Linked DNA regions of Homo sapiens: region 2 is linked to region 1. A link is an interaction called in ENCODE POLR2A ChIA-PET data of the cell type or tissue named here. Cell type or tissue: A673. All regions are shown on one strand. Each heading gives the region's core, and the rest is flanking DNA. Links, peaks and the distances in the headings are about the cores only.

Evidence for each region. Peaks named below come from ENCODE experiments on the same cell type or tissue, not always from the same donor. Only the 100,000 strongest peaks of a DNase experiment are listed, where the experiment ranks them.
Region 2: POLR2A ChIA-PET joins it to region 1 with 5 read pairs; 3 of 35 experiments call an interaction of 5 or more read pairs at or near these places.

Annotation. Positions count from the first base shown.
Region 1 is chr14:60,983,478-60,990,044 of GRCh38, reverse strand. It overlaps SLC38A6 (solute carrier family 38 member 6), which reads right to left. Exons shown (of 16, transcript NM_153811.3): 3 at 5,242-5,315. Among named protein-coding and RNA genes, the nearest start is that of SLC38A6, 5.5 kb to the right of the region's middle. In A673, for the core only: no CTCF peak of the experiment used is centred there; no DNase peak of the experiment used is centred there.
Region 2 is chr14:61,128,839-61,135,405 of GRCh38, reverse strand. No RefSeq gene overlaps it. Among named protein-coding and RNA genes, the nearest start is that of TMEM30B, 150 kb to the left of the region's middle. In A673, for the core only: no CTCF peak of the experiment used is centred there; a DNase peak (open chromatin) is centred at 3,985; H3K27ac peaks cover 1,537 bases.

The sequences.
Region 1 (6,567 bases), core at 1,695-4,194:
AAAAAAAGAAAAGAAGGGAAAAGAAAAGAGATCAGAGGAATAGTCCCAGGGGTACACCAATGTTTAGAGGATGGGGAGATTAAGAGAATTCAACAGAAGAGAAAAGGAGTGTTTGATGAAACAGGAAGAACTAGGAAAGCGTGACTTGTCTTTCAGAGAGCAAGGAGTTATCAGCTCTGTCACATGCTGCTGACTGAGAACTGATCATTGGATTTAGCAATGTGGAAGTCACTGCTACAACAGTTTCAGTGGAAAAGCCTGATAGGAGTGGGAGGAGAGGAACTGGAGACATCTGGTTTAGATAATTCTTTTTCTTTTTGGAGACAGGGTTTCACTCCCGTCCCCCAGGCTGAAGTGCAACAGCATGATCTCAGCTCACTGCAACCTCTGCCTCCCTGGCTCAAGTGATTCTCCTGCCTCAGCTGCCCCAGTAGCTAGGACTACAGGCTCATGTCACCTCACACAAATTTTTGTATTTTTTTTTGTAGAGATGGGGTTTCACCATGTTGCCCAGGCTGGTCTCAAACTCCTGACTTCAAGTGATCCTCCTGGGTCTGCCTCCCGAAGTGCTAGGATTACGGGCATGAGACACCACACCTGGCCTGGTTTAGACAATTATTTTAAGGAGTGCTGTCATGAAGACATGAGGCATATTCAAAAGATGCAAAGTAAAAGAGATTTTTATGATGACAGAAATTAGACTATTTGTAAAATGATAGGAAGGAAATGGTAGAAAAGGGCCAAGAAATAAGAAAGAAGGGAGAAAGTGGCTGGAGTGATGTAGGCAAGAGCAGGTGGGATCATAGCACAAGTTGGGGGGTAGGCCTTAGAAATAAACACAAAGAATTCATCCCAAGGAACAGAGTATATAGGCACAGATAAATAAGTGGTGGCAAGAGCTTATAAAATTCTTTTATGATTGCTTCTATTTTTTCAGTGAAACAGAAAGCGAAGAATATCAGTTATGGGTGAAATCAAAGAAAAAAGTGTCGAAGGTTTGACAGGAGAAGATATAAAAAAGCAATCTCCTAGATAGCAGATGAATGAGCTAAATGAAGTGATGAACCAAAGAAGTGAACCAGAATTGTGTGATAGCATCATAGGTACACTAGACGTTGAATTATAGTGATATCAGTCTGCATGGTTGTGCTTTTCCTCAGGAAGATTCAAATGCATGGGTGCAAATGTGAAGCAGGCAGAGTTATATTTAACTATGGTTGGAATTTTACCAGGGAAATATGATGGTTCAAGGGATAGGCAAGGGATTAAATAACATACTACAAAACCTCAACTGGATAAAGAGGGAAGTAAGAATGAGTGTGGGGGGTCAGTGCAAAGGTGGTAGAATCAATGAATTGATAGAAGTCTTGGTAGGGGTGAAAACTGTCAGAGTTGAAGTACTTGAGAGGGTGAGTTAGAAACAAAGGAGATGGTGGTGGCAGATGGGCAGATACTAACAAATGCTATTTTGGTAATGACAAGATCAGTGGTATGACCATAGGAGAAAATAAGTGGCCAGTGTAGGTAGAGAATATGATCATTAGAGAAGAAGAGGTTCAGGAACTGAAAGCATTAGAAGGATTAGCTACATGCATATTGAAATCATCCAGAATTATAACAGGGGTAATACTGAAGAGAACTAAAAGGTGAGTAGAAGCTAAAATTTAGCTAAAACTTTCATGAAATGACAGGAAATGGTCTAGGAGTCTATAGATGACAATAGTAAGGAGAGCCGTAGATGGTATACATTCATGAGATTAAAAGCTGGGGGGTTCAAGGAGAGGAAGATGGTTGAGAAGCAGAAATGTGGGACAAACAGGACACCTATACCATCTTCAAATTAGTATGAGAGACATAAAGAGAAAAGACTGACCACTTGAGAGAACTACAGGGAAGCCTCAGAGGAGGTTCTCGTAGTGTAAGAAACAGACAGAAATGTTCAGAAGAGAATTAGAGACATGTGAGTTTTGCTGATGATTGACTGTGAGTTCCAGAGAGCACAGTGGAAGGGTTTCAGGAGTTAGAGAGCAGTGGAAGACGAGGTCAGAAACAGATGACAGCCATATGGGATGAGTCTGAGAAATGAAAGATAACCTAATATACTTGAAATGACTAACACAAATTGAGATAGATGGTATAATGTCATAATCCAAATGGTCTCAAGGCAAATAATGGTGACAATCCAGTGAGTAGTAGGGATCAACGACTAGGGAGTTGTGGTTCGGCCAGAGGTATGCAGAGTTCTAGGACTCTCACTCTCTCCAGTTGACAGTGACATGGAAGCCAGTGGAGGGGAGCTGTGGGTTTAGTATCAGAGCATGAGAAGTATTCCAAAAGAATGGCAACGAACCAACTATTTCTGAGATAGTAGTGTGTACAACACCCTGCAATCTTTAGGGATTTTTGCCCCAGTGGGCATTTTTGCCCCAGGGAGCACTCATTTGCCAAGGACTTGACATTTCATATACATTATTTTATTTCACTCTCAGAACAATTCCAAGAAGGAAGTGTTATCATTGCCATTTTACAGATGACAAACGAAGGCTAGAGAGAATAAGGTTCTTTACATTCCACCTCAGCTCCCATGAAAAGTCCTGATAGACCCCAAACGCTCCATAAAATCTAAAGTAGAATTTCATGTGAAGAAATCCTTTACTTTTATAAAGATGAAAATTTCTCTTTACCCTTTACCACCAGCAAATAAATGAAGAAGTTATTTCATAAAAACTCATGATAGCTCTTTCTCTTACCAATGAATTCAATCTGAGCATAATAATCCTTTATGACAGTCCAACAAACTGTTGGGAGAGAGTTAGTTACGTATTATACTCTAGTCTTTATATATGAATGTATGTATTGAAAAAAAAAAAAAAAAGGAAAAGCCTACCTCCACAGAGAATTTTACAAAGATTGAAGGAATTCAATCAACGGAAGACAGGTGAGTCAATGTGCAGGCAGAACCATGAAGTAGTTAGTTCATGGGCCCAAGTAGGCTACAGAAATCAAAGAAAAAGAAAAAAGAAGAGAAACAGATATATTCACTTCATACGCCCCAGAGTTACAGAAAAGAACAAACACAGTGTCAGAATCTTAAAGTTAAATACATGTGAACCGAAGGAGTAAAAAATTAAAATTACTTAGAAATCTCCACACACTGAATACTACTCCCACATAACCGAAATAAAACATTTTACTTAAATTAAAACTAAAATGAAGTTTTAAAATGAAGCTTGAAAGACATAATTGCCACATAGTTGACTAAAGTATTAATCTTTTAACAGAATGAATTGAAAGAATCTACCAAGATGTTAAAGTATCACAATTAAGTAAAATTTTTTTCACATTCAGCAAAATTTCAATACATGCAATTAAAATTCAAGTTTCAGCAGGATTTACAAATATATTTATCTAAAGCTATTATTCCTAAATTCAGGATGCTTTTATGAACAACCTGTTACTTTAGGATTAATATTTGTACTGCTTCCTAGTATTTTCATCTGTCTGCACATTCACCCAAGCCCCTTGAGAGCAAAGGCGTGCACTGGATGGCCAAAGCACTGTTAGAAGTTGTGGCTATAAACTATGAATCCTAAACTAGATTTGCATAAGAATCACTTGGAGGACTTGTTAAAAACATATCTGGCACTGGCTGGCCAAAGCACTGGTACAAGTTAGAGCTATAAACTATGGATCCTAAACTGGTTTTGCCTTGTTAAAAACATATTCTTGAGTCTCACCTCAGATTTTTGAAATTAGAATCCCTGAGGCTTAGAGCTCTCTGTGTATAAAAAGATCTATGAGTATTTCTGATGATGGACAGGTTTTAGGAAAACAAACTAGAGCAGTGGCTTCAGAATTATTCTGAAGAGTCTTAAAATTCTTAAGAAACATCACTGGGCTTCACTCACCTGTTTCAGCACAGAATAGTCTCACTGATATAGTTTGGTTTGTCAGACCCCTCCAAATCTCATGTTGAAATCAGATCCCCAGTGTTGGAGGTAGGGCCAAAGGGGAGGTGTTTGGGCCCTGGGGCCAGATCCCTCATGAATGGCTTGGTGCCTTCCTTGGGGTAATGAGTGAGTTTTCACTTTTATTAGTTTCATGAGAGCTGGTTGTTAAAAAGAACCTGGCATGCCCCTCCTCTCTCGCTTCCTCTCTTGCCATGTGATCTCTGCATATCCTAGCTCCCCTTCACCTTCCACAATGAATGAAAGCAGCCTGAGCCCCTTACTAGATGCAGATGGAGCAGAAAAGCCCCTCATAAGAAGGGCCATGCTTCTTGCAGAGCCTGTAGAACTATGAGCAAAATAAACCTCTTTTATTTATAAATTATGCAGCCTCAGGTATTCTTTTATAGAAACACTAAATGAATTAAGAAATCCATTTTTATCTATTTTGTGTATCTACTTTTCTTCTTAAAATCTGAACATCACAAGGCCAGATAAAGCAAAACGAACTCATCCATATAAGAATTAAACCCATGATTTTGGCATCAAAGCTGACCTAATCCAAAGACAAAAGAGACTAGACAGATAAAAAGACCAGGACTGATGAACATAGAATATTTGTTAATGACAAAAGGAAAATCTTAGAAAAGCACTTCTATAATTCATATACTTTTATTTACTGGATCCTAAAAGAACTTATTCAATACATGACTGAATTGCATAATAAAATTCCAAATGGGAAAAAGTATATACACAAATATATTGAATTAACTGCACATACTTATTTCTCTTAGGAAAAAACTACCCTATTCTAGACTTGCAATTAAAAATACAAAATGTGTCTAAATAAATTAAAGCTTTGTGACCTTACTTCCTACAATCCTAATTCTGCCATCCCTACCTCTGACTAGCAGGCAGATGGGGGCAGGGAAGGCAACAGTAGCTCTGAGAAGGTGTTCTCTCCTTGAGAAAATGATTTCTCCATAAGCATAAGGTTTGGATCCTTTGAACACCTTTTAGACCCTCCCATGATCTACTCTACTCCAGAAAATTAGGTTGTGTTGTGGAGGAAAGCAGGTAAAAATGCTAATTACCTCCTCCCATCCTGTGCTTGGATATTCCCCCACAGTATTGGGTCTGTATATCCTGGTTTTTCAAATTCTCCATTCCGATCACCCTATCTAATAAAAATGTATGCTCACTGGATATTAGATTTGAGACATCCAGTTCTATATGTAGATACAAACTCAAGAGACTCCTTTATTAAATGAAGCAGCATAACATTTTTACTCACCTGTCTGAATACACATACTAAGCAGAAGATGGACTGAGTAAGAAGCCAGGAGAGCAACTGTCAGCAGCAAGAAGCTAAAACATAAAAGAACACCTGGTCAAAACCTCCCAAAAGTTTGTCTTTTGTATGGTGTCTCATTACAAAAACAAATTGCTTAACAGTCAAATATTCACAGGAACTATCTCTGAGTAGCAGAATTATGTTCATTAAGGAAATTAAGAAGATACTTTTCTACTTTTTTGTATTTACCAATTTTATTTAAATGAAAATATACTGATTTTAAAATAAAAAAAAATAAAAACCAAACTTTTTTAAAAATACAAGCAAACTTCCTCATTTTGCAGTCTTGTCTGCTGACTGCTGAATCAGCCATTAAATAATCTTGTAATATTTCCTTTTTATGACTGGTTTTCTTCTTATTTTAAGTCTAAACAGAAGTTTTACTTATGCAATCTCATTGTCTTCTCTTTTTCCCTTCCTCCCTCTACTTCCAGTGATATTGACCTCCTTATCATACCTTCATCTTATTAAGGTGTACTTAAGATTTATTTAGGCTGTATTTTCTAGCATCTATTAAACGCACACACTCTCCAAACCAAACTAAATTAAAATAATGTAGTTAACACACCTCTAATGATGCAATTTGAAAAATGTGCAAACAATGTAATGATTGAGGTCCTCTCACCAACAGTGTGAAAGAAAAAACTTAGATAATTTCCTATTCATTTTTAGGAAGACACCAGCAGGACAAGCTTCTATACAGCTATCCCCAGTGAACTGCCCCAGTCATTGAAGAAATTTTCTCTCTGTGGTCCAGTTAATACTTGTTAATAAATAAAATTGAGAGGTAAAAGTACAAATGTCATTAAACTGACATCAGGAACTTCACAAAATAACACTTTAGCATCACCAAAAATGATGGTTGCTATGACTGGGTGAGCACACATTCAGCAGTATATATCTGCATGTAAGACCCTGGTGCATAAATTATGATTTTTCAAAGAGAATCAAAAAAAAAGTCCTCTGACTATGTCTTGCTTAAGGTGTCACATATAGTTTTTAATTTTAAAAATAATGAAAGTTTGTGAGTACATTCCATAATAAAAGCAAGTTGGGTTACTTAAAAGTTGCTTTGCTTATCAAAAAATTTGGAATAAAAGCAGGAAATAAACATAAAAGAGACTCCCTAGGCATTTTAAATTTCCTAGTAAATAGATCTGCTTCTACTGACAAAGCCAATTTGTTAATTCATTCTATTAGCCATGTGGTGCTAGATGCTAAGAATAAGGTCCAGTTATAAAGGATTTTTCTATTTTTTAAATTTTT
Region 2 (6,567 bases), core at 2,430-4,929, 140 kb before region 1:
CAGGGCTGTGCAGTCGGAATTCTTACACAAGGACCGGGATCGTGTCCTGTAGCCTTTTTGTCCAAACAACTTGACCTTACTGTTTTAGGCTGGCCATCATGTCTCTTTGCAACGGCTGCTGCCACCCTAATACTTTTAGAGGCCCTTAAAATCACAAACTATGCTCAACTCACTCTCTACAGCTCTCATAATTTCCAAAATCTATTTTATTCCTCACACCTGACACATACACTTTCTGCTCCCCGGCTCCTTCAGCTATACTCACTCTTTGTTGAGTCTCCCACAATTACCATTGTTCCTGGCCTGGACTGCAGTCTGGCCTCCCACATTATTCCAGATACCACACCTGACCCTCATGACTGCATCTCTCTGATCCACCTGACGTTCACCCCATTTCCCCATATTTCCTTCTTTCCTGTTCCTCACCCTGATCACACTTAGTTTATTGATGGCAGTTCCACCAGGCCTAATCGCCACACACCAGCAAAGGCAGGCTATGCTATAGTACAAGCCACTAGCCCGCCTCTTAAAACCTCTCATTTCCTTTCCATCATGGAAATCTGTCCTCAAGGAAATAACTTCTCAGTGTTCCATCTGCTATTCTACTACTTCTCAAGGATTATTCAGGCCCCCTCCCTTCCCTACACATCAAGCTTGAGGATTTGCCCCCACCCAGGACTGGCAAATTAGCTTTACTCAACATGCCCCGAGTCAGATAACTAAAATACCTCTTAGTCTAGGTAGACACTTTCACTGGATAGGTAGAGGCTTTTCCTACAGGGTCTGAGAAGGCCACCGCAGTCATTTCTTCCCTTCTGTCAGACATAATTCCTCCGTTTAGCCTTCCCACCTCTATACAGTCTGATAACAGACCAGCCTTTATTAGTCAAATCAGCGAAGCAGTTTTTCAGGCTCTTAGTATTCAGTGAGACCTTTATATCCCTTACAGTTCTCAGTCTTCAGGAAAGGTAGAACAGACTAATGGTCTTTTAAAAACACACCTCACCAAGCTCAGCCACCAACTTAAAAAAGACTGGACAATACTTTTACCACTTTCCCTTCTCAGAATTCAGGCCTGTCCTCAGAATGCTACAAGGTACAGCCCACTTGAGCTCCTGTATAGATGCTCCTTTTTATTAGGCCCCAGTCTCATTCCAGACACCAGACCAACTTGGACTGTGCCCCGAAAAACTTGTCATCCCTACTATCTTCTGTCTAGTCATACTCCTATTCACCGTTCTCAACTACTCATACATGCCCTGCTCTTGTTTACACTGCCAATTTACACTGTTTCTCCAAGTCATCACAGCTGATATCTCCTGGTGCTATCCCCAAACCACCATTCTTAACTCTTAAAGTAAATAAATAATCTTTGCTGGCAAGGCTATGCTGAACCTCCTTAGGCACTCTCTAATTAGATGTCCTAGGTCCTCCCAATTCTTAGTCCTTCAATACCTGTTTTTCTCCTTCTTTTATTCCGTTTAGTTTTTTAATTCATACAAAACTGTATCCAGGCCATCACCAATAATTCTAAATGACAAATGTTTTTTCTAAAAACCCCACAGTATCACCCCTTACCACAAAATCTTCCTTCAGCTTAATCTCTCCCACTCTACGTTCCCCCGCCGCCCGTAATCCCCCTCGAATCAGCCCTGAGAAACATCGCCCATTATCTCTCCATACAACCCCCCAAAAATTTTCACCGTCCCAACACTTTACCACTATTTCCTTTTATTTTTCTTGTCAATATAAGAAGACAGGAATGTCAGGCCTCTGAGCCCAAGCTAAGCCATCATATCCCCTGTTACCTGCACGTACACATCCAAATGGCCGGTTCCTGCCTTAACTGATGACATTCCACCACAAAAGAAGTAAAAATGGCCTGTTCCTGCCTTAACTGATGACATTATCTTGTGAAATTCCTTCTCCTGGCTCATCCTGGCTCAAAAGCTCCCCTACTGAGCACCTTGTGACCCCCACTCCTGCCTGCCAGAGAACAACCCCCCTTTTTCCTTTACCTACCCAAATCCTATAAAACGGCCCCACCCCTATCTCCCTTAGCTGACTCTCTTTTCAGACTCAGCCCGCCTGCACCCAGGTGAAATAAACAGCCTTGTTGCTCACACAAAGCCTGTTTAGTGGTCTCTTCACGCGAGTGAAAATAAGAATATGTATTCATCTGTTTTCACACTGCTGTGAACAACTTCCCTGAGATTGGGTAATTTATAAAGAAGAGAGGTTTAATTGACTCACAGTTCTGCATGGTGGGGGAAGCCTCAGGAAACTTACAGTCATGGTGGAAGGGGAAGCATTCACCTTCACGAGGAGGCAGGAGAGAGAATAAAAGAGGAACTCACAAACACTTATAAAACCAGCAGACCCTGAGAGAACTCAATCACTATCACAAGAACAGCATGGGAGAAACTGCCCTCGTGATCTAGTTACCTCTCTCCCTTGACACGTGGGGATTACAATTCGAGATGAGATTGGGGTTGGGACACAGAGCCCAGCCATATCAGAATACATACCTCATATGGCTATCATGTAGACTAATAAGGAAACCTATGCATGATAGGCAGAATAGAGGCCCCTCAAAGATGTCTACGTCTTTGGGATTCTGCTGTCAAGGCCTCATCCCAGCCACATAAATCCAGGTGAGGCTAGGAGGTGTGTTCTGAGCCTCTCAGGAGCAGAGAAAACCATTTGCAGCTGGTGGCTGCCTTAGACTCATCCGAGGAATTGAAGGGTTTGATGTGTTCCTGCCTTGTCCCAGCCCATATTCTGGAAAATGCTTTATCTAAACAGCCTGGCTTTAACTGTTGTTTGGAATTTTGACTAATTTTCTTAGTGCTCCTTAAATATCTGAATTCCCAATAACCCTCATAGAAGAAGGCTGTACAACTTACTAAGCACACGAGAATTTAAATCATGTGTCCAATTCTTGGCTCTCCCTGTTACTAGTATGTGATCTTGGATAATTATCTAATCTTCCTAAAGCTCAGTTTCCTCATCTGCAAAAATCAGGCAATAGTGTGCTCCTGACAGGCTGTCGAGAGGGTTCAATGAGATGATATAAATAAAGTACTTAGCACAGTGCCTGGCAGAGAGTAAGTGCCCCAAAATGCTAGCATATATTATTAATCACCCACAGTATGCCATCACCCTGAGAGCAGGGGCTGCTGAAACAGTGCCTCTCCCACACCCAACAACATCCCGAACAACAGGGCCCCAACACATCCCATAGTCTCCAGCACAGTCTTGTGCACAGGCAGGCTACAGAAGCCCATGAAGGCCGCCAGAGAACAGAAAGATGAAGCCACATGCAGCAGCCTGGTAACCTTGGAGAAGCAGCCCCGGCATCCCAGAGACCTGACAAGTCCTTCTGCTGCTGGCTGCCACATTTGGAGCTGAGACAATCAGCCTGGCTTACATCAGTTCTCTTGAGTGGATTGTGGAGGGGCTGCTATGGGTGAGGGCGGGTGGGCTTGGTGCCGGACTGACTGCTCACTTTTTCTTCCTTCCCCATGCATGACAGAGGAAAAGGGACTGGACTTCACAGAGTGATTGGTGTTGCATTTTGTCTGTGATTTTCCATAGATGGCAGCCTCTCCTGATAAATTCCCAGGCACTTCTTGGGGGTGTAAGTGAGTGAAGGCTCTTTGCCAAGGACCTCTGACTCCCAAAGCTGGCGAGGCTGGGAGGCATTTCTCAGTCTCCCTCCCACTCTGTCTTGGCTGTGCCTCTTCCCTGCTACCCCCCTGACCCTGAGGACACCACTGCACTGATGTAGCGCCAGAGCAATGCGAAGGCACCTGAGAATAACAGAGATGGACAGCCATCTTCTTTCATTTTTGACCTCTTGGAGCTAAGACATGACTTTGAAAAAGCTCAAGGCCCTTCATTGTACAACACAAAGCAGGCTCAGGGCACCAGCTGCTTCATGATTGTTCTCTTGCTATGGAAGGCAACCCCAGCCCCCTGGAGTCTTATGCCAAGAAATCAAGATGTATGGATTATTTGGATGGAAGGAAGGAAGGAGGGAGGGAGGGTAGGAAGGAAGGAGGGAGGGAGGGAGGGAAGGAAGGAAGGAAGGAAGGAAGGAAGGAAGGAAGGAAGGAAGGAAAGAAGGAAGGAATTTAGGTCAGGAGAGGAAAGTTTGACCTTGTAGTTTGGAGGCAGGTCTATTCTAGATAGGCAATATATCTGAGCAACCAGCAAAGCCATCGAGAGAGCCCTGTGGCTGATGCTGTGGCCGGCACCACATAAAGAGCTAAAAGTGCCAGTGAAATGGATGTGGCTGCTGACCAATAACCATCATCCCCTGACAGCAGGTGCAGGGGGCAGAGGGACAAGTGGAACCTCTTTGTCTTGTCATTGCAGACCAGAGTGCCCACAGCGATGTGAAACCTATTTGTCCTGGAGGAGGAGGGAGGAGGGAAAGGGAAAAAAAACAACTGGCTCACTCTGGCTCCATAAATCACTGGAAGGGAGAGCCCTTGCCTGGTGAAGTTGGAGATTCTACCTGGAAGCTCCCTGATGGTGCACTGAGCCGGGGTGTCGTAAATCACCAGGGCTCCGCCAATGGCAGCCCTGCCCACTGGCCCATTGAAAAGGGGCTGGTTGTTTTGCTGGCAGCTGATGCAGTGCACTGTCCCAGAAAGCCGGGGACAGGTGTCTGCCAGGCCATGGACCCAGGCCTACTTTGTGTGCTTCCCTTGGGTGTGATGGGGGGAGAGAGGCGGTGGATTGCTGTCCCTGGGAACTTGGCCCGGTGGCCTGGCATAGCCGGAATGTCCTTGGCCAGCTCTTTGTGAACAGCCAGAGGCAGTCAGGAGATGCATCTCATGATCAGATGGCCTGGGCTTGTGGAGTCTTTTTCCCAGGTTTCAGAATCATCTGAGGTCACTTGAGTGTCCTTGCTGTCCTTGTTAGATCCCTCAGGTAGCTCTCTGAGTCCTAATTGTTCAGCTTGTGCTGATTTTGTTTAGCCTGGATGGGCATGCCCCAGGGGTAGATGTGTCCACATGGACCTTTAATAGTTTACCTCATTGTCCCAACCATCAAGGAGAGGGGCCATCCCCCCAAAAAGGGACAATAGCTGCCCCCTTTTACCTCCCCAGGTGGGCTACATGTATCCCCACCACCACCCTTCATCACCCTCAGAATCACATCCCTGCTCACACACCTGCAATGCCTCTTCCATCTGGCAAACGCTTGACAATGCTACTAGGCCCTCTTTGAATGTCCTGACTTCTGGACCTCCCATGACATCTCTCATCACCACCTACCAGAGAACCAACAAGAGCACTTCTTTCCTTCATTTGTTTAGTAAACAATTATTAAGCCTCTACTATGTCCCAGATGCTGTCAACACAGGAGAACACAACATGGATGCAACCTCTGCCCTCATGGAGCCAGTGGATTAGAGACACAATACACATAATAAATAAGATGGTTCCTTCAATTCATGTTTTCAAGGAAATAAACAAGAAGCTGAGAGCAAATAATGCAGTTTAAAGTACAGAAGCTGCTATAAAGGGGGTGACAGAAGAAGCCTCTGAGGAAAGGACATTTCAGCGGACACTGAAGATGGAAAGGAACAGGCTGTGCGTGGTACAGTGGGAGGAGCGGTCCAGACAGAGCGGGAAGTTTGTGCAGACAGAAGATCAGGGAACAAGGGGGACAGGGACCCCTGTGTGAGGGGAGGGGAGCACATGGTCTTGGGAAGGAGGTGGGTAGAAGTCTCTGCCCGGGTGCACTCATCCTTTGGCATTTGCCTCTCCCTTGGCAGGTCTTTCATATTCACCTCATTGGTTTACTGCCCTGGCCTCCACACTGAGTATGAGCCCTTCCAGGGCAGGGCTGCGTCGCATCCTGTGTGCATCCTTGCCCATTCGATGAGTCACAAGTAGACAAGCTGCCTATTGGGCCCTGAATACCTGAGTAGGTTTCATACCTGCCTGGCCTATCCCCTCTCCCTCCCTTCCAAAGGTAAACCAGAAGTCCCTGCTGGCCCCTCCTGTAGGAGAAGGGGATGCAGAGCCAAGTGGCTGGAGGAACTGGCCTGACTTTCATCCTGAGATAACCCTGGTACCTGAGACACAAAGTCCACAGGCTTGGAACTGCTGCAGACTCTGGGTGCTTTTCCAGCTGCTGGTGATACCAGGGGTTCTCAGCAAGGCTGAGCACCTTTTATGGACTCCCCCTGTCTTGCATGCCTGCCTGGAACTTGTGATCAGTTTCTGTCCATTGTTTAGAAAGTGTTACCATATATAATAGCTGCTAAGAACAAAAAATGACATGTGCTCATCAACATAGGATTAGATGTGTGGCAACCAGCATTGATCAGATACACACTTTCCATTTCAGTTCACCACGTGTTTCGGTGTCAGGCACAGGGTTGCCAAGAACAATGTGGCCCCTACCTTAGAGAGACTATGGTCTGGTGGAAAAAAAAAAAAACAAAAAACCAAACAGATTTGTGAACAATTAAATCGTAGAAAATATTTTATTTTATTTGCTATGATGTAGACTTCAGTTCAGCTTACAGATAATCAATTTTACCTG